3 separate regions of the Homo sapiens genome follow, and regions 1 and 2 are each linked to region 3. A link is an interaction called in ENCODE POLR2A ChIA-PET data of the cell type or tissue named here. Cell type or tissue: OCI-LY7. All regions are shown on one strand.

The links. ChIA-PET counts read pairs that join two places held together with the same protein. Peaks named below come from ENCODE experiments on the same cell type or tissue, not always from the same donor. Only the 100,000 strongest peaks of a DNase experiment are listed, where the experiment ranks them.
Region 1: POLR2A ChIA-PET joins it to region 3 with 7 read pairs; 2 of 35 experiments call an interaction of 5 or more read pairs at or near these places.
Region 2: POLR2A ChIA-PET joins it to region 3 with 6 read pairs; 4 of 35 experiments call an interaction of 5 or more read pairs at or near these places.

Annotation. Positions count from the first base shown.
Region 1 is chr14:22,759,797-22,762,296 of GRCh38, reverse strand. All of the region lies in intron 1 of OXA1L-DT (OXA1L divergent transcript), which reads left to right. Among named protein-coding and RNA genes, the nearest start is that of OXA1L-DT, 5.5 kb to the left of the region's middle. In OCI-LY7, no CTCF peak of the experiment used is centred here; no DNase peak of the experiment used is centred here.
Region 2 is chr14:22,369,472-22,371,971 of GRCh38, reverse strand. It overlaps TRA. Among named protein-coding and RNA genes, the nearest start is that of TRD-AS1, 110 kb to the left of the region's middle. In OCI-LY7, no CTCF peak of the experiment used is centred here; no DNase peak of the experiment used is centred here.
Region 3 is chr14:22,281,482-22,283,981 of GRCh38, reverse strand. It overlaps TRA and TRAV38-2DV8. Among named protein-coding and RNA genes, the nearest start is that of TRD-AS1, 200 kb to the left of the region's middle. In OCI-LY7, no CTCF peak of the experiment used is centred here; DNase peaks (open chromatin) are centred at 1,341 and 2,231; H3K4me3 peaks cover 1,867 bases; H3K27ac peaks cover 1,836 bases.

The DNA of each region.
Region 1 (2,500 bases), 480 kb before region 3:
GTGTTGGGGGTTATAGGTGTGAGCCAGCATGCCTGTCCTGACAGTTTTTTTTTTTTTTAAAGCACTTTAAATGTATTATCCCACTGCGTTCTGGCATCCAGGGTTTCTGCTGAGAAAATGGCCAGTAGTCTTTTTTTTTTTCTTTTCCCTCAGAGTGATTGGACTTCAGCTGATAGTGTTATTGAGGATCACTTGTACATTATGAGTTGCTTCTCTCTTGCTGCTGTCAAGATTCTCTGTCTTTCAACAGTTTGATTATAATGTGTCTCAGTGTGAGTCTCTTTGGATTTATTTTACTTGGAGTTTATTGAGATTCTTGGATTTGTAGATTAGTGCCTTTCATCAAATTTGGGAAGTTTGCAGCCATTTCTTCAAATAATCTTTTTGCCCCTTTCTCTAACCCCTCTTTGGGAATCGTAATGCATATGTTGGTCTACTTAATGGTATTCCACAAGTTCCTTGGTCTCTGTCCACTTTTCTTTTTTTCTTTTTTTGAGACAGAGCCTCACTCTGTTGCCCAGGCTAGAGTGCAGTGACACAATCTTGGCTCACTGCAACCTCTGCCTCCCAGGTTCAAGCAATTTTCCTGCCTCAGCCTTCTGAGTAGTTGGGATTACAGGCACTCATCACCATGTCCAGCTAATTTTTGTATTTTTGGCAGAGATAAGGTTTTGCTGTGTTGGCCAGGCTGTTTTCGAACTCCTGACCTCAAGTGATCCACCCGCCTTGACCTCCCAAAGTGCTGAGATTACAGGCATGAGCCACCTCACTTGGCCTATCCACTTTTCTTTATTTATTTTTCTTTATGCTCCTCAGATTTGAAAATTTCAATTGTCTTATTTTCAAGTTCACTGATTCTTCTGTGTTTGAGCTCCTCTAGTAAATTTTCATTTCAGTTATTGTGTCTTTCAGCTATAGAATTTCTGTTTAGCTCCTTTTTACAATTTTTGTCCCTTTCTTGGTTTTCTAATTTTGTTAATATACCATTTTCCTGATTTCCTTTAGTTTTTTGCCCATGTTTTCTTTTAGCTCTTTGAGCAAATTTAAGACAATTGTTTTAAAGTCTTTGGTAAGTCAAATGTCTGGATGTCCTCAGAAATGGTTTCTGCCAATTAATTTTACTCCTTTGAATGTGCCATGTTTTCCTGTTTCTTTGTATGCCTTGTAATTTTTGTAGTTTTTGTTGAAAAGTAGACATTTGAAAAAACAGCTAACTCCCCTAGTCTTTGCAGATTGGCTCTATACTGGTACAGTTCTTCAGCACTGAGCAAGGCTTGCTTTGAGCCTAGGGATCAGCTGAGGTGAAGGCTTAAGGTCTTTTCAGGGCTTTTCTGACCAAGTGTCTTACCTGGGCATGTGTAACTTCCCAATTTCCCCATATACATGGCTGCTTTTGAATGTCTTATTTCCTAAAGAGTCTCAGTCCGGTTTCTCCTGGGGCCTTACATGGTCTACTGTATGTATCCACCCATAGTCTTTTACTCCACATGTCAGTGGGTCTGTAGTCTCCTTGCAGCTTTCATGAGCAATGACTACCGCTTTTCTGAGACCTGAGGCCAGTCCTTTAGGTAACCCCCATATGCGCACAATAATTTGCAAAAAGCTTTGCTCTTCTCCCTTCCATTTAAGGGAGGGAACTTGGAATTAGGCTGCTGCCTCTTCCAGACTAAGAGCACTGCCGCATCAGGGAGGAGGAGGGGACGAGGGCAAATAAAGACACGACAAAACTTTCTTAACATTTGGAAGGTGGGCATTCACTTGGTTACTGTAAACCTTTAACTGTTTTTTGGAGCTCTTACAGGTTAGTTCAGCTCATTTCTGGTTGTTTTATGAAGTTTCTGTTGGATAATGAAAGCTTGGAGCTTTGTCGTCCACCATTTTGCTGATATCACATGAGCATCCATTTTAATAAGATAGAAGAAAAGAGCACATTGGACCTTAAGTAAGTGTAAGAAAAGGAATAGAAAGTTAAGAGAATAGGCCAGGCATGGTGGCTCACACCTGTAATCCCAGCACTTTGGGAGGCTGAGGTGGGCGGATCACCGGAGGTCGGGAGTTCAAGACCAGCCTGACCAACATGGAGAAACCCCGTCTCTACCAAAAATACAAAATTAGCTGGGCATGGTGGCACATGCATGTAATCCCAGCTACTCGGGAGGCTGAGGCAGGAGAATCGCTTGAACCCGGGAGATGGAGGTTACAGTGAGCACTCCAGCCTGGGCAACAGGAGTGAAACTTAATCTCAAAAGAAAAAAAGAAAAAAAGATCAGGAGTTCAAGACTAGCCTGAGCAACATAGTGAGATCTCATCTCTAAAAAAAATTTAGGGCCGGTGGCTCACACCTGTAATCCAGCACTTTGAGAGGCTGAGGCAGGAGGATCACAAGGTCAGGAGTTTGAGAGCAGCCTGGCTAACATGGTGAAACCCCATCTCTACTAAAAATACAAAAATTAGCTAGGCACAATGGCTGGCGCCTGTAATCCCAGCTACTTGGGAGGCT
Region 2 (2,500 bases), 88 kb before region 3:
CTTTGATTGGGACAGAGCTGGCAGGCTGTATCAGGGCAGGAACAAAATGATGAGGTACCATGCCTGCCAAAAGGGCTGCAGGATTTTTCTAATTTATATTTACATTCCAAAAGTTTAGACTGTAATTTCTCCTTCTTTCCTCCCCTGAAAATTGAGATGGCAACATGTAGGCAGATTCTTTGGAAGCTGAGAACCTTGAAAGCCCTGTCTCCTTTCCCAGCAGAAGCAGCCTTTCCCTCTGAGGAGTTTAGTCCTCCCTTGATTGAAAAGGCTGTAAGGACTTACTCTGTGGAAAATTGCTGAGACCCCTCAAGACTCACCCCCAACATCTTTCACTGTTTGTATGCCTATAGCTAGACTCAACTCCTGGCAACCCATATCAGGGCAGGAACAAAATGATGAGGTACCCTGCCTGCCAAAAGGACTGCAGGATTTTTTCTAATTTATATTTACATTCCAAAAGTTTAGACTGTAATTTCTCTTTCTTTCCTTCCCTGAAAAGACCTAAAGCCATTTGCCAAGGTCATAGTGCATTTGGGAAGGGTAAATAACCAGACCTTTGGGGGATTTCTGGACATTGGCTCTGAAATGATACCAGTCCTTGGAGACACAATATGCTACTATTGCCTATTTACCAGAGTAGGGGTTTATTGAAGCTGAATGATTAATGGTATTTTGGCTCAGGTCCATCTCATATTGCATCCAGTTAGCTCTGAACTTACCCCATGGTTATTTCCCAAGTTCTAGAATGCTTAACTGAAGGAGGCACACTCAGGAAAGGCAGAATAACTACATTGATTATCTGATCTGAGGAGTGAGGACAAGTAGAAGGCATTAGAACTGCCTTTGTATTCCAAACTAGTAAATCCACAGCAGCACTGCATTCTGTAGAGACTTGTAGAGATTAGTGCCTCTATAAAAGATTTAAAAGATGCAGGGCTGGTGATTTTCACCACACCTCCATTCAACTCAACTATCTGGCCTGTGCAGAAGACAGATGGATCTTGAAGAATGACAAAGGATTATTGTAAACTTAATCAGGTGGTGAGTACAATCACAGCTGCTGTTCCAGATGTGGTTTCATTGCTATAGTAAATCAATATATGTACATCTAATATATGAATACTGATATGGGAAGTCATTTTTTCCTCTATATACATGTTAGTAGAGACTATCAGAAGCATTTTTCTTTCATCTGGAAGGGTGAAACAAGGTACCCTCCTTGTTTCACCTCAGGGTTATATCAACTCTCCAACCCTGGCCTATTCTATTCCACAGGAAATTGATTGCCTCTTCATTTCACAACACACCACATGGATCCTCTACACTGGTGGACCAGGAAATCGCAACTACTTTAGACACCTTGGTAAGACCCATAGAGGCAAGAGGTTGTGAAATAAATCCCAGAAAAATTTAGAAGTTTGCTCCTTCAGGAACTTTCTTGGGGTTTCATGGTCTGGGGAAAGTTGAGATATCTCTTTCAAGGTGAAGTTCAATGCTACATCTGGTCTCTCCTACCATAAAGAAAGAGTCCCAATTTCTGGTGTGCCTCATTGGATTTTGGAGGCAACATATCTTATTTGGGTGTGTTGTTATAGTCTAAACCTATTTGCTGAATGAGTAATCTGAAAGGCTTCCAGTTTTGAATAAGGCCTGGCGAAAGACAAGCCCTTGTGAGAGGGTGGCAAGCTTCCCTGCCACTTTGGTCATATGACACATCTGATTCAGTGGTGCTTAAAGTGCCTATTGAGCTTTTGGCAGGCCTCTTAGGTAAATTCCAGAACAGACTTTTAGAATCTGGGAGCAAAGCCATGCCATACTCTGCAGATAACTTTTTTTTTCTTTTTTCTTTTTTTTTCTTTTTCTTTTTCTTTTTTTTTTTTTTTTTTTTTGAGAAACAGCTCTTGGCTCTTTGCTGGATCCTAGTATTTGACCATGGACCATTAAGTATCATGTGACCAGAAATGCCCCCTATGAAATGAGTATTGCTTAACCCACCACCATGTTCTGTTGGTTATAATCAAGTCACAGAGCCAGTCCAGATCAAGGGGAAGGAATTATGCAAAATTCCGAATACTGAGAGACATAGTTCATTGGAAGACCATCTTTGGAAACCAGCAGCTATCACAGTTTCCTTGGATATTTTCTGAATAGAGAGATTCTTACATTAATAACTGTTCTCTTCACCAATAAATATTTATGGAGAACATACAGTATGTGCAGAACCTGAACATAAGTGGAAGAAACAGGGAAAGCATTGCACCTTCCTCAAAGTTTGTGCATTCTACCATGAAATATTCACACTAACATTGAAGCTAAGAGTAGGCTGGAAATCCCAGAAGTGAAAATTAATATACTGGTACTGATGGTCAATGGGTGTATTATAGCTCTCTGTGGTGAAATAAATAGATTGATAATGGGCTTCTGTATATAGTTGTATCAACAATAAAACGATGGAATGCTTTCTAGCTCAAGATTTTTACAACCCAATGATCCTTAA
Region 3 (2,500 bases):
CAGTAGATGACCCTGACCATTTACCCTGTTAGGCATGGTAAGTGCTGGAGATACAGTGGTGGCCTCCGCTTTGATGGACTTATATTCTAAATAATCACTGGGCCTTTCTGTGGGAAATGAGGCTTTATTGAGGCAGAGGTGTGTGTACATGATCTGATTTTTATTATAGGATGCTCACTGGGACAGCTATGTGAAGCAATGTTTGAAGGGTGTATTTTAGTCTGTTTTCACCCTGCCAATAAAGACATACCTGAGACTGGGAAGAAAAAGAGGTTTAATTGGACTTAGAGTTACACATGGCTGGGGAGGCCTCAGAATCATGGTGGGAGGTGAAAGGCATTTCTTACATGGCGGCGGCAAGAGAAAAATGAGGAAGAAGCAAAAGCAGAAACCCACAATAAACCTATCAGATCTTGTGAGACTTAATTCACTATCATGAGAATAGCATGGGAAAGACCAGCCCCCATGTTTCCATTACCTCCCCCTGGTTCCCTCCCACAACATGTGGGAATTCTGGGAGATACAATTCAAGTTGAGATATGAGTGGGGACACAGCTAAACCATATTAAAAGAGGACACAATCGAAGGTAGAGAGAGTAGATTAATGATTATTTATTAATTCAAATGAGAGGAGCTGCGTGAAAGCACTAGAAGCAAGGATAGAAAGAAGTGAGCTTTGATATGAAACTTGGTAACTAGCCCGAATCTAAGTCTGGGTGACTCATGGGCCTCAGGGGTAAAAGGGAGGACAAAACCTGAATAGCCTGAAGGTGTCTTCCTCGTGTGAGAGAAAGGTTTTCATTTTGATTGGTGCCTACCCCACTTTTTCAGACAAGCAGAAGCCTGGGTGCTAAGCTGGGCTAGGGTGTGGCGTTACTGAAGCTGCTGTGTTTGGGAAATGACTCGGCAATCTGAATTATGATTCTGCAGTTTGGTCTTGGCCTCCCCTTACCCTCTTCCACATCCAGTCACTCTCACCACTCATTCCAAACAGACCCCCAGCCTAAGCTCTGGAGCCTGCTTATTGGACTTAATTATTTCGGCTGTTTGTCATTCCAAACTTCCTCTCGCCACCCACAGTGAGCAGATGGAATAAAATGCTCCACAAGGGGCTTAATAGTGAAGGAGATGTATTGGGGGAATTGTGGGCATAAAAAGAAATGTTGGCATTATTTTTTTCATTTATTTTAATTTTTCCCTTAGCATAAGGGAGAATCCTCTCACGGTCCAGGCATCTCCCAATTCTCAGAAGACATAGGGGTGGAGACTTGGACCATGGCAGCTGCTTGGTCTCCCTGTTGGACCAGGTTTATCAAAATTGTCACCACCTGCTAGGTTGCCTTACCAGAAGCAATTATAGCATTACCAGAAGTTAACTTCCTCTTTTTTTTTTTTTTTTAGCGTTTGCTGGTGAGTACTAGCAGTACATGAAATCCTACTTGACAGTCGTTTGCTTTCTTTCCTTACTTTCTTATGTCAAGACAAATGATGCTTTAAAGAACGTTAAGAAATACAGGATTAAGCCAGGTTAAAGTCAGAAAGAATGACGGATAGAGGGGAAACAGTGAGACTGACATGATGTAGTGTTTTTTTTTGCACCATTTTATAATTAGAATGTAATAAGGTATGCATAAAAATCTGATAGCCCAGGCTGGAAAGTCGAGGGTGAAGAAATTCCCCAAACTGGAAACCCAGCAATAGCAAACTTTTATTGTGTTCCTGAATCTTGAGCAAGGCTGAGGAGAAAAAAATGAAGAAAAAATAAAGGTTTGTGGAGATGGTAAGAAATTCAGTTTTGGATATATTGACTTTGATATGATCATGGGATGTACAGATAGATAGTAATTAAAATAATAAAGCAAAAATATATAATTCTAAAAGAATATAGCTTTAGGTCAAGCTCTAAGATTCTCTGGATAGCAGTGATCCTTAGAATATCTGATCTGACCTATGTAACACACAGGCTTATGCAGGTTTAATGGATTAACATGTGAAGGTACTTTGAAAATCTATAAGGCATGTGTGGATTCATTATTTTATTACTATTTCAAAAATTACAGCTTATAGACATCCCCTCTGTGTTTCCTATAGTCAGATACATTTTTTTTTCTTTAGGGAAGACAATTATTTCCTCTTTATGTTCCTATAACCCTGAACACTTCCCCCTGACCTTTGCACAGATGCTGAGGTCTGAGGTTTCTGTAAGCCTCTCCCTGTTGCTTGTCTCACTGTGCGCTCCTATAAGCACAGAAATACATCGCGGCATCCCCCAGCTGTGAGTCTGAGATCTTGAGACTGAAGGATTTGGCTGCTTTCTGGAAGTTCACAGAGAAACGATTCTCTGTTGCATTCTGTTGCTTATAAGCTTCTTGGCGAATAACGAGAATCATCTGCCTGCTGGGAGGCTGCTTGTACCAGAATAAATAATAATCACTCTCACTGGTGTCATATGTGCAGCTCAGGGTCACGGTCTCTGCCTCCTGCACAGACATCTCTGGTT